3 separate regions of the Mus musculus genome follow, and regions 1 and 3 are each linked to region 2. Evidence: chromatin loops called from intact Hi-C (ENCODE). Cell type or tissue: heart. All regions are shown on one strand.

What was found. Hi-C counts contacts between places; a loop is a spot of excess contacts. Peaks named below come from ENCODE experiments on the same cell type or tissue, not always from the same donor. Only the 100,000 strongest peaks of a DNase experiment are listed, where the experiment ranks them.
Region 1: a loop joins it to region 2, with 3 times the contacts of the local background. A loop is called at or near these places in 5 of 42 quality-filtered maps.
Region 3: a loop joins it to region 2, with 2.7 times the contacts of the local background. A loop is called at or near these places in 6 of 42 quality-filtered maps.

Annotation. Positions count from the first base shown.
Region 1 is chr12:108,788,283-108,796,282 of GRCm38, forward strand. It overlaps Yy1 (YY1 transcription factor), which reads left to right and starts at 5,015. Exons shown (of 5, transcript NM_009537.4): 1 at 5,015-5,809. The coding sequence starts at 5,131. In heart, CTCF peaks have their summits at 4,007 and 4,784; DNase peaks (open chromatin) are centred at 4,069, 4,629, 5,349, 6,199 and 1 weaker place; H3K4me3 peaks cover 4,932 bases; H3K27ac peaks cover 3,555 bases.
Region 2 is chr12:108,175,795-108,183,794 of GRCm38, forward strand. Setd3 (SET domain containing 3) reads right to left here and starts at 3,490. Exons shown (of 13, transcript NM_028262.3): 1 at 3,359-3,490. Ccnk (cyclin K) reads left to right here and starts at 3,944. Exons shown (of 12, transcript NM_009832.2): 1 at 3,944-4,086; 2 at 6,383-6,414. In heart, CTCF peaks have their summits at 3,377 and 4,110; DNase peaks (open chromatin) are centred at 2,897 and 3,767; H3K4me3 peaks cover 3,578 bases; H3K27ac peaks cover 2,534 bases.
Region 3 is chr12:108,800,298-108,808,297 of GRCm38, forward strand. It overlaps Yy1 (YY1 transcription factor), which reads left to right. Exons shown (of 5, transcript NM_009537.4): 2 at 6,182-6,344. Among named protein-coding and RNA genes, the nearest start is that of Yy1, 11 kb to the left of the region's middle. In heart, no CTCF peak of the experiment used is centred here; no DNase peak of the experiment used is centred here.

The DNA of each region.
Region 1 (8,000 bases), 610 kb after region 2:
CACAAACACACACACATACACATAAGACATGTTGAGGTGACTATAGGTTTGGTGTGGCTCAGGTGAGAGGCAAGGGCTGTGACAGTGTCTAGGTGTTAAATGGCTGGCACCGGGGAGGGCTGCTTTGGATATGATCGGGCCAGAAAAACACTAGAACGTTCAGGCACTCTACACGAGCATTCGGAGCACGATGGACATAGCATTTATGAAGAACAGTGCAGGAGCACTCCCAATTCTCTCCTCAGGTGGAACAGTGTGCCATGGTTGTGTTTTCAAGATGAGAACTTTTACTCAGGCTGGCTCCTAACACTAAGAAATCCTCCCAGCAGTTGGGATTATAAAGATGTATGACTCTGTCTGGCTGAAGCTCTGAATAAAGTCCTTGCTCTCCCCTCCATCCTTTAACCTATACTTTAACTACACAAGGGAGAAAGAATCTGTGTAACGGCGGCTGCTTACTACAATGTGGTTCACTTGGAACACGAGCATGTCTCTTTTCCTTGTCTCTGGGCTGTTTCCCTTAGGTGTTAGCTGTTTAACTTTGCCATGACAATGGCCTTGTGGTCTTCACTGGGAGTGGCAGTGATACAATCTATGGCCCTGCACATGTTAAGCACATATGAGAACTACATTTCTAGCCTAATTTCCATGATTAACCCCTGAATTCAACTCAGAACAAAGAATGGTTCATAAAAATGCATAACAATCAAAAAAGAAAAGTACTGCCTAAAGTGCTGAGAAACTTAAGCTGTCCTCTACTGTTTCTGTGAGCTGGTTAATTAATAATGTTTTCATACAGAGCACTGTGACTTGTCTTAAATGTTATGAAATCATCGCCTCACTTGTATTACTCCTCCATATTGGAGCCTGCATTAAAGGCTACTCTACAGCAGCACTGGCCTCAACACTTCATAATCTGCTAAACCTCCGAATCACAGTTAGGATGTTTCTTTCTGTCAGAGGTTTTTACTCTATGAAGCAAGGATGGATACTGTTTTCAACTCTCTGTTCTTCCTAAGAGATAGATCAGGGGGCTGGAGAGATGGCTCTATGATTAAGGCCATGCTTTGCTCTGCAGAGAATCCAAGTTTAGTTCCCAGTACCTACATTCATTGGTGGTTGTCTATAAGACTCAGCTACAGGGAATCTGATATCTCTGGTCTCTATGGACACCTGTACTCATGTGCTCAAGACCACCCATAACTAAAAATAAATAAAAGCTAGGTAAGTACTAGTGAACTATCTGTTCATAGCCAACCTCCTTTCTTGCCTATGGGCTACATGTTTATCAAAGCATCTATCTATCTTTGCCTCACAAGTATACCGGACTCAGAAAACCCCTTATCAAGTATAAAAGGACTAGGTAACTTCCATCTACACAAACTCTTTCCATTCTACCATGCTGAGGTGCCTCGAACACAAAGAGAAAGCAACTCCCTGCAATTTCACATGGCAACAGCTAAAGAGAAAGCAACTCCCTGCAATTTCACATCGCAACAGCTACGTAGTGAAATGTGGTTACAAACACTACCATCAGAATGTAACTGACGGGGAGATAGACAGACAGACATGAATATGACATAAAGTAGAGGGGCTAGCTGGGGAGAGGAAGAGGGTGAGTGGGAGTGGGAGCAGGAGTGGAGAGGTGTATGTTTATTGACATAACTGTATATGTATGAAAAGTCGATATGAAACCATTATGTACCCATTGAAAGACACTGTATGAACAAAGAAACATGGAAGTTAAATTATGATAAAATTCCAACTTTCCTTTATTTATGAACAATAGTCAGATTCATTCACAACAAGCCATTTGATCTAAGAGAAAGAATTTGACAAAGGCTGTACAAAAAAATAAATGAAATACTGAATAAATGGTGTTGGTTTACAGACATGATATGGAATGCTTCATGTATAGTCAGATTATTTTACCCAGATACAAACTCTAAACCTAATAATATATGTGTTGGTTTCAGGGGTGTATCTCTTTTGTAGTCCAGATGTTAAGATCTAAAAGTAAGACAAAGACCTCTAGCTTCTACAACTAAAAAAGTACTCCACTTTTTCCTGTCTAGCTCTAATAGTTTCAATTCTATATTGAGGAAGAGCCCAAATTATTTGAATGAATTATTCAGCAACTAAACAATAACCTAAATGCATGATCAGCAGGTGTAGCGCTGCACGCACTGCAATTCCAGCCCTGGAGAGACTGAGGCAAAGGACGGCTGTGAGTTCAAGACAAATCTAGGCTCCATAACAAGACTGTCTCCTGACTGATTTCACAAAGGAGCCAAATTCTTAGCTGTTACACAAATAGCATGAATATAGAGCTTGAACCAATCTCAAACTATCAAATGTAGAAATATGGTACAGTCAGATTTTTTGTTTTGTTTTTGAGACAAGTTGTATGTAGCCCAAACTTCCCTGTAACTTTGGGTGATCCTTCTGTCTCAGCTGCCTGAGCCCTAGAATTACAACCATGAGCCACCATGCTTGTCTACAAACATTTAATAACTGGCCTGATTTCACTCAAAGGAAGAAAGAGGCTGGGTCTGGTAGCACATGCCTTTCTTTAATCTTACTCAAGAGGCAGAGGCAGGTGCATCTCTGAGTTTGAGGCCAGCCTGGTCAACATACCGTGTTCCAGGACAGCAAGAAATATATAACAGACACACACACATCCCTTTTGTTTGTAGATGTGTGATAATATGCTTATCTAGTATACATGACTCACACAAGTAAATTCTCAATAAATTCAGCTTGGATAAACCTGAGGTATCAGGTTCTCTTTAACGGACAATTTTTTTTTGTCCACTCTTACCCCCCAGCCTTCCCACATTCATACCTTAAATGCATTTAAAGTACATTTCAGAAAAATGGGAAATGACAGCAATTTCAGAGACATCAAAGCTTCTGCTCATATAGGTGGGAGGAAAACAAATGCCTTTTTTTTTTTTTTCCCTTTTGTTTGGTTTTTCGAGACAGGGCTTTTCTGTGTAGCCCTGGCTGTCCTGGAACTCACTCTGTAGACCAGGCTGTCCTGGAACTCAGAAATCCACCTGCCTCTATCTCCCAAGTGCTGGGATTAAACGCGTGTGCTACCACTGCCCGGCAAGAAATGCCCTTTAAAATGCATGTCAATAATCATTTGTCTTCATGCCGAGATTAAGGGATTCAAGGTAAGATGTTGTAGCACAAATGTGTATCTTCAAACCTAGGAATCAGGAGCAGAAGAAAGTTTTGGGATAGAGGGGGCTATGTAGTTAACCTAGAAACGAGGTATTTCAGAAAACTATACACGTAGCCAAGGCTGGCTTTAAACTCCTGACTTACCTCCCTCTCCAAAGATTAAAAACCTGCACAAGGACACCTTGCTAAGTATGTTTAAAATTATAAGATGCCCAACTGTTTAAGTTTGGCCTAAGATGCATGTAATGCATTTAGAATACTCTCCTGCCTCAACACTAACAACTCCGGTAGATAAAAGTAATCCAGAATATTCAACAGATGAAGCTGACCGTTAAATCTAAGAAACAAATAAGATACACTTGGCTCAAATTTTCGGTTCTTGGAAAAAAAAAAGGCAATCTAACTTTATGTTGCTTTAAACCACACCTGGTCTATCGAAAGGAAGCACAGAAGAAACACTTCACTACAATGTATCTTAAGCAATTTGATGATTTGAACAAGGAAAACCTAAGCTGTTACTTATAATAGGGAAATCACAAAAGACATGGAATTTTCAAAGAGCTAAATGCAAAGACTATTTAAAAGGAATATTTTTAAATAGTCCTTTTCGGCAAAAGGAATGTTTATGAGCGAGGAATAGGCGAAGCCTGTGTCAAGTTATTCAAAGATAGAAGGGAGTTTTCAGAAAGCTACAATAGTGGAGTCGCTCGACAGGAGCAGCCAGACCCTTCGTTCCAACAGGCACCCAACGGCTGGGTCTCCGGTTTCCGCGGGTCATAAAAGAATAACGGACACACTTCCAACGGTGAACCCTAGGCTGCGCGCGCCGCTTCCGCTTGCCGCGGTCGCCTTCGCGCGCCGCCCACCGGCACGCGACCAAAGAGCCCGTGGCAGCACACGGTCGGCTACGCCGTCCGTGCCGCTACCGCACGAGACCCCGAGTAACGAGTAAAGGCAAAACGAACGGGAAACCAAAAATCAAGCACAGGCGTTTCTCGTCAGAGCAGACTTTATTGCGGCCACGCGGCCGCCGGTCGCACGCCCCGCCGGCAGCACGCCAGCCCCAGGCGCGCGCCCCCCTTCACCCCAGCTCGTTACCGTGCGCCTGGGTCGCGCGGAAAGTTCGCCGGCTCCCGAGGCGTAAGGCGCAGCGCCGACGCCCCACTCCTGTCAGCGACTGGGGCCCCGGAGCGGCACTTTTGTCACTGTTGCACCGCGGACGCCGGGGTTCGCGCGACGCCGAGCGCCGTAAGGCGACGGCGGCGCGGAGCTGACGTCACGCGCCGGGGGGGCCAGCCAGCGCGCGTGCGGGCCGCCACGCCCCCTACCCCAGCGGGGGCCCCCCCAATCGGGAGGACCCTGGTTGGGAGTAGGCGGGGCCCCGGCGCCTCGAGGGGCCCTGCGATTGGTAGCGAGGGAGGAGCGAGAGCCGGAACAGCGAGTGGGGAATCGGGGACGGGGCGGGGCCGAGAGCCCCGCGGAAGTCTCGCGAGGCCGAGCCGGAGCAGAGTGTGGCGGCGGCGGCGGCGGCGAGATCTGGGCTCGGGGTTGAGGAGTTGGTATTTGTGTGGAAGGAGGCGGAGGCGCAGGAGGCAGGGGGCAGCGTAACGCCGGCCCGGAGGGCGGGAGGAGGCGCGGCCACAGCCAGGGCAGGCAGCCGAGGCGAGGCGAAGGCAGGCGGGGAAGCAGGACAGGCAGCGGCCGAGCGAGCGAGCGAGCCAGCGCGGGGCGCACCGATCTCGGGAGGCGGGGAAGCCCCGCGGCCGCCGCGCCCGCCCCTTCCCCCGCCGCCCGCCCCCTCTCCCCCCGCCCGCCCGCTGCCTTCCTCCCTCTGCCTTCCTTCCCCACGGCCGGCCGCCTCCTCGCCCGCCCGCCCTCCCTCCCGCAGCCCAGGAGCCGAGGCCGCCTGCCGCGGCGGCCGTGGCGGCGGAGCCCTCAGCCATGGCCTCGGGCGACACCCTCTACATCGCCACGGACGGCTCGGAGATGCCGGCCGAGATCGTGGAGCTGCATGAGATCGAGGTGGAGACCATCCCGGTGGAGACCATCGAGACCACGGTGGTGGGCGAGGAGGAGGAGGAGGACGACGACGACGAGGACGGCGGCGGCGGCGACCACGGCGGCGGCGGGGGCGGCCACGGGCACGCCGGCCACCACCATCACCACCACCACCACCACCACCACCACCCGCCCATGATCGCGCTGCAGCCGCTGGTGACGGACGACCCGACCCAAGTGCACCACCACCAGGAGGTGATCCTGGTGCAGACGCGCGAGGAGGTGGTCGGCGGGGACGACTCGGACGGGCTGCGCGCCGAGGACGGCTTCGAGGACCAGATCCTCATCCCGGTGCCCGCGCCGGCCGGCGGCGACGACGACTACATAGAGCAGACGCTGGTCACCGTGGCGGCGGCCGGCAAGAGCGGCGGCGGGGCCTCGTCGGGCGGCGGTCGCGTGAAGAAGGGCGGCGGCAAGAAGAGCGGCAAGAAGAGTTACCTGGGCGGCGGGGCCGGCGCGGCGGGCGGCGGCGGCGCCGACCCGGGGAATAAGAAGTGGGAGCAGAAGCAGGTGCAGATCAAGACCCTGGAGGGCGAGTTCTCGGTCACCATGTGGTCCTCGGGTGAGTGCAGGCGGCGCGCCGCCGCTCGGGATGTTTTTGTTTTGAAGGGAAGCCATGTTTTATGTGTGTGATGGGCGCCGCCATCTTCTCCGCCCGGGCAAGTATGGCGGCCCCAAAAGATGGCGGGGGCGGCGGGCCGCGAAGATGGCGGCGCGGGGGAGGGGCGGCGCCCGGCTAGGCCGCAATGGCGTAGTTTGTGCGAGCGGAAGCGGGCTGGGGCGGCGGGCGGGGAGGGAGGGGCCAGCGCCCCTCCACGCCCGAGCCAACGGACGTGCGGCGGGGCCGGTTGAGGGCGCCGCCCCGCGCCGGACCACCCGCCGGGCGTTGACAGGGCCGTGGCGCAGGGCGGACGCGCGCCGCTCCCCCGCCGTCCCCCGGGGGCTGTCGGGGCCCCGCCCCGCTCGGCTCCGCTCAGCTCGGCCCCCTCGGACGCGAAGCGTCTCCCCGAAGCCCTTCCCGGAGCGGGCGGCGCATAGCCCCGCCGCAGCTGCCCCGCGGTCACGCTGGCCCAGGCCGTCGCCGCTGCGGGGCGGGACTTGGGTGGCACGTAGGGCGCTCGTGTGCGGGTTCGGCGGCCGTTGGAACCTGTCACCCGCGCTGCCAACGCGCTCCTCGCCTGATCGACCTAGAACGGGAGTTAGGGGAAGGAAGAGCCACAGCATTTCAGCGGCCTTTACGCGTTGTGAATTTTGTTTTTTAAGTCGTGGGCCCTATGCAGACAGACTGGGCTGGTTTACACAGCTTAGGATATTTGCCAACAAACTAATAAAAATCGCTTAGTTATCAGTATCTCTGGTCTTGTTTTCCCCCACGAAAAGAATAAAAAAAGTGGATAATTTGTTTTACTGATTTAATACGCCTTTTAGCGAAAGTCAGGAAGCCTGTGTAGGGCACCGAAGAGTTCCTTCCCCGCATGAGTAAACTCAAGGTAGAGCCCTGGAAAGGCTGTTGTTGACTGTTCACTTTATCCTAGTACTGTGTTAACAAGCTAGTCAGCTTTATTGTTAAGAAACTACTACTAGACAGAATAATCTCACCATACCTAGTTCATGTAGCCCTAGTGATTAAATTTGATGAATTTGAAAGCATAACTTGAGCCTTGATGTGTAGTTTATTAAAATGTTAAAATTTTGGGAAACGAGTGAAATAGATGAAAAGCTAATCTATGGTAGTATCCAAGTGACGTAAGCTTGATGGGTCTGTGGTTCAGGAAGGAGAAGAGCGTCCTATAGAAATCTAATAGGAAGTGCTCAGGGCGCTGTTCCTCGCTGAATGAATCCCTGGTTATTATCTGCACGGTAGGTTATCAGGAGCTGTATGCTATGTAACTAGCCAGTCCCTAAAAGTTATCCAGTGCCTTCAACACATTTTTTTGGTTGCTAACGGTAGTTTGCATGCTGAGATCTTTAAAAGCTTGTTTTTTTCACTTTTAATAAGAGTGAAATTAAGGAAAGCAGGTTTCGAACTTTGGATGAATTTACCACATTTGGAGTACCGAGTTCATTAACTATATAAAAAACTTACGTTATAAAATAGCTTGATTCAGATGTTTGACATTAGATCTTACCAAGTTGTTAGTTTGCTTTTCTAGACAGAAAAACACTTCGTCAAGTGTGGTGTTGATGAATCGTGTATGTTTAGTTCAGGGGAGAAAGTGAAGGGCCTGGCTAAGGTGGGTTAATTGACAATTTAGTTGGCATTTAGTCTTTACTTGTGTGACTGGCTGCTTGCTTACAAGGGCACGTAGAGCAGCTTGGGGGCATTTTGGTAGCTATTTCTTCAAACCCTTAATTGTCTAGTGTGTTACTGAGTAGTCTGCAAAAATGGTGCTTATCAATATTTGATGTCAAGAGCAAGGGATGGCCTATTTCCTCAGAAATGTCTTGTGGTAAATGATCCATCTTCCTTGCCTTTGTGGCTTGCACTTATTACCAAAAAGAAGCTAAGTGGTGTGGTCAACTAACTATGTGTGTCTCAAGTTCAGATTCTGCAAATAATTTAATCTTCAGAACTAAATTAAGACTGCAATAAGTGAAGAAATATAAACAGATTAGCTAAGTTAAGTGTAAATGTGTCTTGTATGTTGCTGTGGTAGGAATAGACTTCACTTGATCCCAGGCTTGAGTTGCAACTCCACAGTATATATAAGTTTATTAAATTAGTGCATTAGATTAATTAAACTAGGATGCCA
Region 2 (8,000 bases):
CAGAGGACGTGCATTTGGTCCCTGACAGCCACATCTGGCAGCTCACAACCACGTAGTAAATCCAGTTCTAGGCAATCCTTTTTTTTTTTTTTTTTGACCTTCATGAGACCAGGAATACATACTTAACACACACACAACACACACACTAATTTTTTAATCAAAAAATTTAAAGAATCAAAAGGTTGTTAGAATGTTTAACCAAGAGAGAAATTACTGTAGAATTAATATTTTTATTTCTAAATGATTAATAACTCCAATCTTAAGGATAAGGAAGAGATAAAACGAAAACCAATGGAAGAAATCAATTTTGTGAAATAAAGTAGCAAAGGTGCAAACCAGAAACCCTGAAAAATAAGAGACCTTTACTATAATTAATAATCTCAAGTGGTGAATACAAACCAGAACGAATTAGTCTCATTATAGTAGAAGTAAAAGGCCACACAGCAATTCCAAATATCCTCCTCTAACAGAAAGTGAGTCCAAACATAATAGTGAAAATCATGAGCTAATTGAAAAAGCAAATACCTGGCCACAGCTGCTCTTTGCAGCAGAACAATATATTCACTGTTGTGTTAAAATAATCTAATTGTAACAAATGGTTCCTCTGCTTCTTTAGAACAACACAGCTTGCCTCCATTCCCAGGACTTTGCTCTAAGAGGAAACACACTGAAATTCGTCTGCTCCAGGAAAATCACCAGGCTCAGTAGCCAATAGCAGGCCACCACTTTCTCAAGATGGGAACTTTCCAGCAAACTACACACAACAAACACAGTTCCATTTCTAGCAGCTACTTCTGAGTCAAACTGAGACAGACTCTGTAAGTAAAACAGTTCAGAAACTTGGAAAGCCTCGCTCGCCCTGCTTGCAGGGGCCATAGTGTATTTCACTCACAGTTTTACAAACATTCCATCCTCACAGCATCAATCAGTCCAATGTTCCATTGCAGATTCAGCCACCAGCAGGTGGAAATAGGTAAGGGGACAGACAAAGTTCACCACTACTGAACATATAATACAAAGCTCTTCTGGTGACTACTCCCTGAAGGACACAATGTGACAACTATTTGCATGGCAGAGACATTGTAATAAGTACTGGAAGCAATATACAGACAACTCAAACCTTGAGAGAGGTTAGTGTGCAAGTTAGATGCAAATACTTCCCCACTGCATATAAGGTCTGAAGCAGTTAAGGGTGGGGATAAGGACAACCTCTGTGGACTGGGGACTCTCCTAGATTTACTACAAGCAAACCTACTCTATGTGTTCCTGGTGCAACTATGTTGAGCACAGTCATCTTTAACATTCTCTTTTAGGTGATCAAGATTTAGGTTACTGACTGTTCACCACAGTGCTGAACATAGAAACAGTTTTCTAGTGGTTGACCTATGGAACAATAACAATAAAAAACTGAATATTGCCTCCTCATTGTCTTATAATCACATGGCTTCTAAAGAAATGGTTTAATCATCTTTAAATTTGGCCTAAATATGCATCACATAAAAAAGATAGTCAATGACAATGATATGTTTGTACTGAAGATGGAATTCAGGCCTTCTCACACAATAAGCAAACACTCTAACACTGAGCTAGATCCCCAGCCAGTCAGGGTCTCTCACACAGTCTAGGCTAGCTTTAAACCTAAGATCCTCCTGCCTCAGGCCCCTGAGTAGCAAGGGCTAATGTTAGCTATGCCACAAGGCCCAGCTAACAGCATTTCAGTGAGAATTTTACTGGACATTTATAAACAGAAAAGGAACAGAAACCCTCATTGCTAGAACCCACATCAGCACAATGTTTGGATCTTCAAGTCCAGCATAGCTCCACTGAGATGTTTGCACAGTGAAAAAGGAGGGAGAAATAGCAACTACTTCCCTCCAAGGGAACTAGAGTTGCATATCCAGATATTAGTAATATCTCAAAAGAGAAAGGAACGCACGGTAAAAAGAAGGTAGGGGCAATAAAGACCAAGGTTGTTTAGAGTCCCAGTAAGATGTTCTTTTTTTCTGTAGCTTTTCAGAACTTGGTTTTGCAAACTGTTTTCTTAAGCCCTAGAAAAACTCCTTCCCAAATGGCTGGAATTCCACCAAAATATCAATCATGGCGCCCCAGAGACCCATCTATAAAGTGAGCCTCTACAGGTAGGAGCCTACATACACACTGTAGGTTCCAGTGAGTCTAGACAAACTTTTTAACTTGGGGAGGAAATGTCCTTTTATACTGCTGTATTTTAAGGGTGCGTTCACTTAAAACTCCCCAAGACTATCACTGTTTAAAACTCATTTTAAAAACACCCTCAGCATCGCCTTTGAAAGGGAAATGGGAACAGTATCACATATGAAAAACCCACACTTTCAGTGTCCAAGTCTGGTTTTAGTTTTTGTGTGTTTTTTGAAAGGGTCTCCCTATGTAGCTCTGGCAGGCCTGAAACTCCGGATTCCCTGCCTCAGCCTTCCTGGATGCAGTTCTGTTACATCTATCAGTAAAACCTCAATCTTCTAAGGGTCTGCAAAGGCAAGATGGCTGTCAACATCCTGTTCAAATGTGTTTACTTCGGTAACAACACCGTTTTCGTTTAGAAATGGATTACAGCATGTCCCGAGTCATCTTTACGCGTGCACCCCTCCAGAAACGCACCAACGTCCTCTCCCGACACGACGCGGAGGGGGTGAGGCCCCTCGGCAGCCAGTGGCGCACGTCACTAATCAGCTCCTTCTCCAAGAGTGGCAGGCGGGGAGAAGAGGCAGAGTCGCATGCCCAGGCTGCAGCCGCAAGAAGGAAGAGTTGAAAATCGGAATGGCAAACTCCGAGAGCACGGACCGCTTCTCTCTCGCAGCGCGCTCGTCGCGTGTGGACCTCGGCCAGGGGCGCGTGGGAAGAAACCTGACCTATTTTCTACGCCCGCCTTTGCGAGCGGGCAGTGGAGGACAAGGCGCGGGGGCCGGGCTCCCCGTGGGCAACAGAGAGCTGCAGAGGGGCCTCGGCCCCAAGCCGCGTGCGCCTGCCACCGGAGGAAGGAAACCAAGGCTGCAGCCCGCCGCACGCAGTCCCAGCGCCCCGCGCGCACTCCGGGCCCCGGCCGTACCCGAGGGCGGCGCCCAGGCCGCGCCCAGGCCGCGCCCTGAACCTGCCGCCTGCCCCCGTCCCGGTGGAAGAGGGAAGCTGCAGACGCTCGCCAGTCCCCTCAGGGACCGGGCCTGCCGGGCCTCGGAGCCCACAGCCTCCCAGGCCCTGAGAACTCGGTCGCGGCCGAGCACCGGACCTCGGAGTCCGCACGCTCGGCCTCACCTCCTTAAGGAGCGGTGGAACCCCGTCCCCTCAGCCCGCGGGCCGCACGCGGGTGCTTGCCGTCCGCACTCACCTGCCCGCTTCGTCTTCGCGCAGCGGCGGCGCCACACTCCGGCCGGGACCCCACCGTCCGCCTCAACCAACCCCCAGGCGGCGGCGGCGGCGGTGGCGGCGGCGGCCGGACGGGAGGGGCTGGACGGCAGCCAGAGACAGCCCCGCCGCCTAGGCCCAACCCGGCTCCGCCCGCCCCTGGGCCCCGCCCACGGGCCGCCGCCGCCGTTCATTGGCCCGCACCTAACACGCCTCGGCGCGGCTCCGCCCCGCCGCCCATCCGCCCGCCAGCCAGGGTGCTGATCAGCCATTGGACATCAGCAACCGGGGCGGAGCCGTATCCGAAGACTCGATTGGTTAGATCTCGCGCTGTGATTGAACGACGGGAGCCCTGGCTCCGCCTCCGGGCCGAAGTTCCGTTAACAGGTTCGGTTGCTCCCGAACTCCCTTTCGCCAAGGGGGTGGGGCGATGGGAGGGTGTGTGCGAGTGTTTCCCCTCCCCCTACGGGCCGCAGTCCACAAGGCCGCAGGGTAGGCGGAGCGGCGACTGTTGACTTGTTACTTTTTTTCTTTTTTTTAGCTTTACTTTCTTCTAATTGGTTGACAGGCACCTGACTTTCGCCGCCCCCTCCGGCCGCTTCTTAACGTCCCGAGACGCAGGGAAATGACGTAGTTCCCCGACATTCCACCTCCAAGATGGCTGCTGTCAGGAAGGAGAGACGTCGCTGAGGGTTTTGCCTGAGGCGAGGGGTGAGTATCTAGCTGGCCGCGGGCAGCGCCGCCCACCGTCTGCGCTCCTGGTGGTCCGAGGAGGGTATTTTCCAGCTGCCTGGGTTCTACGGAAGAGTCCGGCTTCCCGGATTCCACCGCCCTCCTTGGAATCCCTGATGCACGTTGAAATTAGCAGGCGACGCGGGGTTGGCGGCGAGGGAGCTTCGGGACAGGGTCGGGTCCTCTGGGGTGCGCCGCTAATGCCTGGAACTGGAAGCTGACCTCGCAGAGGAAAGTGGTTGCGGTTTGGGGGATTCCTAGCCGAGGAATAAAAGGGTGGCGGGGCTTACACGCACAGACCCTGCCTCAGACCGACCCGGTCACCCACGGCTTGTGGATCCCTCTGTTAAGTAGGATTGAGGCTTTGGAAAGTGTTCCGTGACTCTTGAACCACGGAACTCAGGTAGGACCAGGAATGAAAAGGGACTTCCTCGATAAGACTCGTTCTTACCCAGACGTCATCCTCTCCTGAGTGCTTGTTTGCCTCGGTGTTAGGGGAACTGATCTTTATTAAGTTGAGAAATAACATGTATATGTTAATCTGAAAACGTTTAAGCAGTTTAACCTGCCTAATGTATTCTTGGTGGTGTTCTTAACTTTGGACTACCAATAAAACACAGCTTTCCATAAGTCACTCAGTGTTTAAAATCAGTTATCACAGACTGGCTGTCTTCCTACGTAACCCTGGCTGGTGTGTAGCTCTCTCTGTAAACTAGGCTGGCCTCCAGCGCAAAGATATCTTCCTGCCTCTGCCTCCAGAATGCTGGACTTAAAATTAAAAAGTCATGTGCCATGAGTCTTAGCTAAAGACTGGCCTTTTAGGTTTTAAAGACAAACCTCACACAGGTGGTATCTTGATATATGTTGTTTAAAGAATAATTGGCCAGCATTTTGCAGTTGTGGGTGTCTTTAACTTTTTTTTTATGAGTGATTCCATGAAAGTGTAGTGATTTCAAGCCTCAATACCTAGAACATTATATGGCACTTAGTAAACTATTGCTGAATGAATGATAATAGTTGAGAAATAGTAATGTTGATAAACATTTTGATTAAAATTGTTAGTGTCAGTTGGGTGGTAGTGGTGGCTCACATCTTTAATTAGAACACTTGGGGTCAGGGGCATGCAGATCTGTCTGAATTGAAGGCCATCCTGGTATACAGATCAAGTTCCAGAACAGCCGAGGCTACATAGAGAAGCAGTGTCCCAGAAACCAAGAGAGAGAGAGAGAAGCTGTTAGTGTTGTCAAAATCTGTTTGCTAAATAATCGATGGCAAGTCAAAAATTGCCCACGATAAATAAAATTGGTTTTAGGTGTTTCCTTTTTTTGTAGGAATTTCTTAAACAATAGCTAGTTAGGTTAAGTCTAATTCGTATTCTTAAGAGCAGATACATTACATAGCATTTATGTTGCAGAGTAATTTCAATGTCACGTAACTGTTGAGAGCTTTTGAGAAGTACTACAAATACAGTTAACGATGGAGGACTGTGATAGAGGCCAATCCCTGTCTAGAATCTTCTTAAAGTATAGATCAGCTATCTCTTTGATGTAAGAACTGATTAATGATCCAACTTCTGATAGAAAAAAGCTAAGTGATACAGATTGCATTCTTGTTGATAAAGGGTAGAACCAGGGCTGGAGAGATGGCTTGGTAGCTAAGAGTACTTGCTGTTCTTTCAGTGCACATGAGTTTTGTTCCTGAACACACATGACAGGCAGTTTCTGAAAACCCGTAATCCCAGCCACAGATAATCCACTCCTCACTACTGGCACCTATATACATGTGATTTACATAGGCACATATAAATGAAAAAAAATCTTTCTAAAAATACATATAAAAAAACAGGACTGGAGAGACAGCTCTGTGGATAAAGCATTTTTTATACAAGCACAAAGACCAGAGTTGAGATCCCTAGCACCCATATAAATAGCTGGACCTCATGGCGCACCTCTAACTGCAGTGCTACAAGGCAGGAGGATCCTATTGCATCACTGGCCGCCCAGCCTACCCTGCTGACCTTTCTCCAGGTTCCGTGAGAAACCCTATCTCAAAAAGTAAGCTTGAGGAAGATGTGCTTATGGCGTCCTCTGGCCTCTGTGTATGCCACGCAAGAGACCACAGCCTCATATGTGCATACACCAGAGTTTATTCCACTATAAATAGAGGGATGCTGAACATAAGGACATTTAGATTTCAAGCCGTATATGTGTCCTAGATAGGATGCAGTTCACTTGATTTTTGTTCATATTACTAACCTAGCCTTGTTGATTGGCAGGTTGATGTTGGCCTGAAGAAAGATCTTCAGAGGTAAGCTATGTGGTTGTAGTCTTGTCCTTATTCTGATTGATATTTGAATCAGAGAAAACGTATCTAAGAACCATGGTTCTTTCTGTTAGAATAATGCGTCAAAAACTAAGACTGTATACTGGGAGCTGGAGAGATGGCTAAGACTGTATACTGGGAGCTGGAGAGATGGCTCAGTGGCTGCTCTTCAGAGGACCCATATTCAATTCTTAGCACCCATATGGTGGCTCACAAATGTCTGTAACTCTAATTGCTGCAGATCTGACACCCACTTGTGGCCTCCAAGGGTACCAGGCATGCACATGGTACACAGACATACAGGCAAACAAAACACCCATCCCCCTCCCCAAGAAGAACTTTCTATGGAATGTAGTCATTAAAAGAGAAAAGGTGCTTGCTTCTCTTGAACAGTATTCAAGTTTGGTTCCTAGCACCCAAACTCAGGTGGCTCACAACCACCTGTCAGCTCCAGCCTCTGGCCTCTACTGGTGCCTGCATATGCTCACACAGAGACACATAGTTTAAAATCTTTAAAAGAATTGTGCTTCTCAGGTTAATAAATGAACACAAAGTATGTAGCAAAAATAAGTAGCATGCTAGGTGACCCTGAGATTTTCTTTTTCTTTGCAGTGCTAAAAGTGTACTCTAGGTCCATGACATACTAAACAACCATTGTACCAATAAGTGACACCCTTAGCTCCACAGTTTAGAGGCAGAGAGAATATGCTCATGCTGGCAAACTGTAGCTTAATAAAAGATGGCCATGCTTACAGACTCAGCTGCTATAAGATGAAGAAGACCTGTCTTGACAAAAGTGCTCTGCAAAGCCTTGTTGCATTTACAGACACAAAGTAGTGTATAGATTGAGGAAACGGAGTGTCTTAGGCAGAGTCAGTCTCTTTGGCTCTATTAACCTGAAATTCTTAGTGATAAATTCTGAGACTAAGAAAGCATGTGACTTGGTTACTACAAAATTTTGAACTGTGACTGGATCATAGCTTCATAGCCAACCAACTCTAACTCAGACACCACCCTCACTCCTCACACATACACAAGTAAACTTTGAAATTAAATTTAAAATATATAATAAAGTAATATAAGATATTTAAAATTTTAAACAAAAAAAGCCAGGTATATGGGGGTGCATACCTATAGTCCCAACACTTGGGAGGCAGAGAGGTAGATCTCTATGAGTTGGAGACTATACTGGTCTGTTCTACATAGTAAGTTTCAAGATAACCAGGGTTGTGTAGAGAGACCCTAGAAGGAAAAAAAAGAGAAAAAATGATGTAAGCTATGGTGGTGGACAGTTGTAATCCCAGCACTTGGAAGGCTGAAACAGGAGGATTGTGTGTCCTGGGCCAGCCTGGGCTTAAGGTGTGGAGCTGCCCCAAGATCCTCTTTTAGGAGCTGCTTCTCCCCCCGCCCCCTTGTCCAGCTTTCCTTTCCTTCCTCCTTAGAGAAAGTGCTTCCTTTCCATGTTGATCAATTTCTCCCACACTCGTCCCTCTCCCTCCCTCTCTCCTTCCTTCCTCCTTCTTTCTCTCCTCCCTCCTCTCCCTCTCTCTCCTCCTCCCTTTTCTTCTCCC
Region 3 (8,000 bases), 620 kb after region 2:
TCCATCTTCTTGATAGACTTGCTATGACTGTTGAGCTCAGCATTCTTTAGAACCATTAAGCCTGGTGGAGAATACCTCATTTCATTAGGTTGTTGATTGATGTTCTGGCTTCAGAGGTACAAACTGAAGGAAAGATTTAGATTCTGTAAAATACAATAATTTGAGAGTGAGGTTGCATGTGAGTGAAAGTTTTACCTTTGAAATTGTACTTGAAGGTTTGGTGATTGTGGTAGAGGTTGTTCTGGGATGGAACTAAGGGTTCCATATGTTAAATCTTCAGCTTAAAGTCTTTATGTGAGTATGTTGTGCTGTGCTGAAAAATATCACCAAGTATAATTCCTGGAATCTTATTGTTGCTTTATTTATACCTCTTATTAAGGCCCTTGAGAGGCAGGGAGAGGATCTTGGATTATCTAGATGGGCCCTAAATATAATCACACCAGTGTCCTTGTAATCACTTGAAGGAGTCAGAGGGAGAGGAGCCTCAGCCAGGAGGTGATTAGGAAGCAAGCCGTTATGAATTGTGATTGTGTAGGGGTCATGAGCCAAGGAATGTGGTAGCCCCTTACCCCCAACCCCCAGCCTCAAGAGGGAAAATCCTCATAGTGACTATAACTGATCTCCAGGACTATAAGCCACCATTGGAGGAGTCTACTGGGTATGCACATTTGACTGCAGATGCCTGTCAGATCTGTTACACGGTGCAAAATGTGCTCATCCCCAAAATCTGAGGCCTTAATCAGGAGGGAGGAAAAGAGAAGCCAGAATCTGTGCTGAGAATAGTGGCACACACCTTTAATCCCAGCAGCACTTGGGAGGCAGAGGGATCTTGGTGCGTTCAAGGACAACCCTGGTCTACTGAGTTCCAAGACAGCCAGAGCTACATAGTGAAACTCTTGTCTCTCCCTCCCAAAAATATTTTGTATTCAACTCCCATCACATTCCAGATAGAATGATTAGCATTTTAACATGCTACCAATCTTGTAAAGTAGGTTCTTATTTTTTAATGGGTGAAGAAACTAAAAAGCTATGAGTGGTGGATGTATTGTAAGAACCAAAGGCCTTGGGAAATAGATTTCATTCTAGTGTTGGAGGAGAAATGATCATGAGAAGAGGCAGGGAGAGGAAAGTTTATTACATGCCCTATATCAGGCACCAAAAAAGAACTGTGAGAAAGCCTGTTTGGTTGGTACACATTGGGTAGAAGAAACTCCCTTTTGACTGGTAGACCTTGAGAGCTCTCAGCCTTTGGGTGTAATGGTTTTAGTGAGGACTTAGTAACTAGAGGTTGTTTTCAGTCCCTTGGTTTACTTCTCATCAGACTGGAAAGGTCATCCTTGGTAAGGGGATTGAATACCATCAGGAGGGACTAGTCTACATAGCTTTCTGATTTTGGAGTAGTATCATGTACAGGGAGTGTGGAATGTGGATGAATGGCTCAGCCTCCCCCTCCCAGATGCTGTTGGCTGGACTTGGTTTCTTCCACAGCTGTATCTTGGGCGCTTAGCTCTGCTCTGGTAGTTCTGGGTCATCTGTATCTGGCCATAATGTTGGTGTAGAAATACAGGACGGGCAGTTTTAGCCTGCCATTCTCAACAAGGCACTCTTGCCACTGCATTCCTTTTCAGTCAGTGTCTTAGGGTCTTAGCCTTTCCAAATAGGCTGTGGTCTATTACCCTGTCACATCTGGTCCCATGCCAACTTTGTCTAAAAAAGGAGACTCAAGCAATGAACCACTAATAGGCATGCCCGACCTTCAGCCTGAGGACTATATATATATATATATACATATATATATATATATATATATCCTACTATTGCAGTGAACTGGCCTAACACATTTGTAAGTTGGTCTCAAAAGATTGGACATGTCCTCTTAATCTTGTGCATTAATTTTTAAACCAGCATTAGTTCATTTACTTCCTGAACATAATTTGCATTGGTTTGTGTACGCTATCACCTGTTGTCGTTTGCAGAAATCAACATTGTATTTGACATTCAAAGTAGATCAGCTTACATTTTTTCGTACTTTGGTTTTCAGTATTATGAGATTAGAAGACTGTAATAATAGCCAATGCAAAAGGTTGTATGTGATGTGTGTGTGTGTGTGTGTGTGTGTGTGTGTGTGTCCCTGTAACCAATCCTAGCACTTCAAGGTGGGGGCTGGAGGAATATAGAGCAGGCCAGCATGGACCGCATAATAAGAGTCTGATGGGGGTGGGGGTGGTAAGGGACAGAACAAGGGACTGGAGAGATGGCAGCTTAGCAATTAGGAGCACTTACTGCTCTGGCAGAAGACCCAACTTCGGTTCACAGCATAAGATGTAGTACAGGCCATAAGGCAATACAGGCCATGCACTCCTGCTTTAGGCTTCCACTGTGTCTTTCGCCCTTCCTAGCTGTTTGATCTCCTTTGCAAATTTTTGTTTTTCCATTGTTGGAATTAGGGGGTGGCTCTAGGACCCTTCTCCATTTTCAGTGGGTGTGTTCTTTGTTTCTGTGGCTATAAATGAAGTCTGTGTGCCAATGACTGGCACTATTCTCTCCAGTGTAGATTCCTTTTTATTCCCTGTCCTTGCTTCTGACAGCCGGCATGGACATCTCAAAGCAAAGAGAAGCTAGATTTCTTCCCCTACCCCCTTCTCATCATCTCTTCCCCACTTGGCTAACTCAGCAAGTGACACCACCATCCTCCAAGAAATGTAACTGGTTAACAAACTGGTTTAGTCCTCTAAACGAAATCTTCAGTTTTGTAAGGATCTTCTGGAAATTTATTCGTTTGGTACTAAATCATATTTCTCAGAAATTATTCCCTTTGCAAGTAGAAAATGTATCACTTTAATCCTCTTTTCTCTGAATAAAATCTTATCATGTAGGTCAAGTGTCTGAAGGGCCAGGCAATGACAGTTTTTGTGGGTTTATGCTCTGTTAGAGCCAATCAGATCCACCTGACCTTGCATCAGAAAAGTAGCCATACAGGACCCCTGAGGAAGTGGAAAGGATTGTTTAAAAACAAAACAAAACAAAAAAACCTTCTGTTTATAGAAGTGGGGCACTTTTTTAAAAAGATTCTTAGTTTTTACATGCAGGTATGTACGCACAACGTAGGCGCAGGTGTCAGCTGGGTCCAAAAGAGGGCATCTGATGTGGGGGAGCTGGAGTTAGCAGGTGATTGTGAGCCATTGGGGGTGGAACTCAACTCCAGGTCCTCTGCAAGAGTACAGGTTAGTAACCTCTGAGCGGCAGCTCTCCAGCTCCTTAATCACTGCTTTGAGTTTAAAACAAAGTCTCATATGTAGACCAGGCTGGCCCCAGACTCACAGCTTGATCTTCATCTGCCTCTTGAGTGCTGGGATAAAAGGTATGTTCCACCCCACCTAGTCCCACCTTGATTCTTGACAGCCTTGAACTGGGACTTGGATCTCAGCAAGTATGTTAGACCCATTTCAGGTGAGCCCCAGGAATCGTCATCTTTTCTGCTTCCCCAGAGCTGGGGTTCCACATGCTACCCTGCCTTTGTTTTTACATGGGTGCTGGAGAACAAACTCAGACTTGTAGAACAAGCATTTTATTCCTGTTTCCCCGGCCTTTCTATTTTTTTCCTTTTCTTTTCTTTTCTTTCCTTTCCTTTCCTTTCCTTTCCTTTCCTTTCCTTTCCTTTCCTTTCCTTTCTTTTTTCTTTTCTTTCCTCTTCTTTTTCTTTCTTTTCTTAGATTGATTGATTGATTGATTGATTGATTTATGTATTATATGTGAGTGCACTGTAGCTGTTCAGACATTCCAGAAGAGGGCATCAGATCTCGTTATGGATGGTTGTGAGCCACCATGTGGTTGCTGGGATTTGAACTTTAGGATGGAACCTTCAGAAGAGCAGTTGGTGCTCTTAACCACCGGCCAGCTCACCAGCTCCCTCCCCAGCCTTTCTTTTGGGTTCTTTATTATACTCTTGAGTATAGTAAGAACTGAGTCTCAAAAAACAAAAAACAAAAACCAGTGTTCTCTGGGCTGGAGGTGTGACTCGATAGAAGTGTTTTCGTCATTTAACTTCCCTCTCTAGAAGTAAGTGTGCTCCCTGAGGGTAGAGTCTGTATTGTTTCTGGCCACTGTCACCAGTGACAGGCATCTATCTTCACTTGGAACTAATACAAGAGTTAGTTTAGGCTGAGAGTTCTCACTGGTGTATTCCCTGGCTGGCTCCAAATTTGCTTTGTAGTTGAATGACCTTGAACTCCCTCCCCCAAACACCTCCCAGGTTCTGATTTATATACTTGTGGCATCAGATGCAGGCTGTGTGGTACTGAAGACTGAACTCAGGGCTCATGCTAGATGAACACTTGATCCACTGAGCTCCATTCAGAGTGTTGGGGCTGGGGAAAGTGGAGCGGAAATGTAGCTTCCCTGCTACATTTGTGTCTCTGTAAGGTTAGGTTTTGGTGTGCTACTGTATGGTGAGAGACTAACGTTGCTAATAGGTACAGAGCAGGCTGTGAACTTGTATGTGCCAGTGTGGAGTCCCAGTTGATGTTTTAATTGATACAGCCAGTCAGCCTTTTTACACCTGCTCATCCATCCATAGAAATGTATCTTTATCAGTGCATGGATGTATTGTTGTGGTCTTCCTATTGTTGTGGTCTTCCTACTTCCTAAGAGACACTTGTGCTTGTTTACAACCAATAAATAAAAATCTTTCTTTCTCTCTCTCTCTCTCTCTCTCTCTCTCTCTCTCTTGGTTTTGGTTTTGGTGGTGGTGGTGTTTCGACAGGGTTTCTCTGTGTAGCCCTGGCTGTCTTGGAACTCACTCCATAGACCAGGCTAGCCTTGGACTCAGAAATCCGCCTGCCTCTGCCTCCCGAGTGCTGGGATTAAAGGCGTGCGCAATTAGTGCCTGGAAATGTTTCATTTTTGGTATGTCCTTTTCTTAAGGGGTGGAGGGTTTGCCAGGTTGTCAGCAAGATGGGCTCAATAGGTAAACTGAAAAACCTGAGCTCCCTGCTAGGTCATATGTACAGGAAGGAAGGCAGTCTGAGTTGTCCTCTATCTTCATGTACATCTTGCCCTTGGGTCCCTGAATTTTTGTTTACAAAATAACTTTTTTTTAAGTTTATATCTACAACTTAATAGTTAGCCCCAGATAAATTGCTTAATTTTTGCACACCTGAATTTCTTCTCTGTAAAATCAGAGTGTGTGGTAATTCCCTCACTTGGTGGGGAGTGTGTAACGATGAAAGTGATGCTGTATATAAACACTGGGTAAAATGGACCTGGACCTACTGTTACTTACGTCAGAGTCCTAATGTAGATTTACATTATATTCTAGAATAAAGCTGTTTCACACCTGTGATCACAGTACTTGGGAGGTGGAGGCAGGAGATTGAGGCTAGCCTAATATAGACCAAAGTAAAGAAGAATAGAGGGAGGAAGGGAGTGAGGCCCAGCAGCTGGGGAGTATGAAGGGAAGGAACCTCCCCAGGTGTCCTCGGCCTTGGCACCCACACTCACATGCACAGGCCACGCAATAAAAATAAAGTGAATGGGTTTGGTTTGGTTTTGGTTTTTTGAGACAGGTTTCTCTTTGTAGTCCTGGCTGCCATAGAACTTGCTTTGTAGACCAGGTTTGTGTTCAGGTTGGTCTTGAACACAGAGATCTGCCTGCCTCTGACTCCCGAGTATTAGGATTAAAAGTGTGCAGCACCACTGCCCCTCAAATAAAATGTTCTTAAACAAAATAAAACTTGTTCTTAAAAATACAGTGATGGAAGATTAGAGAGGCGTTTGGTTTTGTGTCTCCTTTGCTTTCCTCTTGGAGTGACTTGTGGTGATTGCATGCCTTGGAAGAAGAATGCTCTTACTCCTTTCATGTACTAGTTTGTGAAATGGGTAAAAGGCAAACTGAGAGAAGCCAGTTAGACAGGGGTAAACCTGGAGAATGTATGACAGTACACTCAGAGAGAGCTAGCTGCTTCTGCTAGGCTAACTGACCACTAATGTGAAGGAAGGTCTGCTGCTCTTGACTTTGAAGGTTTGGGTGACTTAGGAGTTCCAAAGGATTGAGGACACACAGTAAATGGTTGAGAATTAAAAGTAGGAGCCATAAATAGTTACTTATGAGGATTCCACTGAAAAGCTTTTATTTTACTCAATGTGTTTATATAGTTAAGATGATCAATCTCATGTGTTTCAGATGAAAAAAAAGATATTGACCATGAAACAGTGGTTGAAGAGCAGATCATTGGAGAGAACTCACCTCCTGATTATTCTGAATATATGACAGGCAAGAAACTCCCTCCTGGAGGGATACCTGGCATTGACCTCTCAGACCCTAAGCAACTGGCAGAATTTGCCAGGTAAGTTGCAAGAACCTTTCTTTCTAGACTAGGAAGTGCCTGAATCTTTCCAGCTGTATTTTGTTGTTCCCACATGACAGTGGTGGTTTATATTCTTTCTCTAGGGACAACTCTGAAAACAAAAGCAAACGGTTTTGGTGATAGCTGTGCTGTTGATGTGTGAAGGGCAGCATTTTAGATGTTTGCAGATTGTGAGATGAGGCAGATGCTCTCTGGTTCTACAGCTGGTGTTGCCTGGGAGTGTCACATCACCTTTGTATCTCTTTGTTACAATGTGTCCAGGTTTAATCTGGACACTTTAACCACAGAAGGAATTTTCAGCGGTTCATGATTTGGTGTGATGAGTGTAGTAGCTCCTGGTGTTAAGCTGACTGGTGGGACTTCTGTGGCCTCCCAGGCTGAGATCTGTTCTGAGCAGTCAATACCTGCATTTATTGATACCTGTGTATTTGTTTTGCCTGAAATAGGCTGGGGTCCTATAGAAGTCTCTGCTGTTTATATTAGTTTTTAGTGTTGTGGTCATTTTTTATGAGGACATGGTGGGGGTAGGAGGTGTACAAAAATGTAACATCTTCAATAAGGTGGAATTGCTAATAGTGTATCGTCTGCCTTCCTTGCCTGAGGTGGAGCAGAGCCATTTGTTTCATTTGTCATGGCTTAGCAACAGTGTGTCTGTTAATAACACTGTTCTCCAGATTTTGTTATGTTCCAGTTATATTTCAGGTACAATTATGTGAATGATGTATTAAGCACCCCCCCCCCAAAAGCTACAAACGGAGATTACATTTGTAATGTACCTACCAGTTTGGCAGGAGGTATGTTTTGGGGGCATACTGAATCAAATCCCTAAAGTTAACCGGCTCTTCCTTGCTGCTTAGAATTGGATAAGGACACAGAGATGGGTAGTGATGTCTGCAGTATGTTGTAGACATGTTGGTGGCTGATGTACGCCTTGATGAGCCTAGAGTTTTAAGACAGTCTCACTGTAGCCCACTATGACCTTGATCTCAAAATCTTGCCTCAACCTCCCAAGTCCTGGGAGTATAGGTGTGTAACTCCATACCTGGCTTGAACCTAGTGTTTTGATAAATAAGAAACAGGCTTCCGTGTTTCAGGGCGTGCACATTTTCTACAGAAAATACAAATGATGTACAGTTATGCTGGGAATTGGGGTGCTTAAAGAAAATGAATGTAATCAAGGTAAATTTGAATCCGGTTATTTAGGTCCATGAATGCTGGCAAAAGATGTGTGGACTTTTTGTGGAGAGCAGCTGCTAGAGACGTGAGTAGGGAGGAAGAGTTTTGTTAGTTGGAGAGGATTACTTTATAGCAGAATCCAAGATGGGTCGATCCCTTTGTGTACGGGAGAAAGCTTCAAATAGAAGGCTCAAGCTAGAAGAGTAGGGTAGATAGAGTAGACATTAGAGATGACAAGAGGTAAAGAATGTTTTTTGTGTGTCTGGTTAAGGAAGACAAAAGGCCACCAATATCCACCTGATTACATCATAAACTCATATAGACTTGATGTTTTTAGGAAGAAGTTAGAAGGAAGTCATGCTAAAATCAAGATCTTATAGAAGTTCTAAGATGGGGAGTTTTGGGGAAACCCTTGTGTTTGGAGAGTAAGAGGAAGCAGAGAAGGCAGAAGAGAATTAT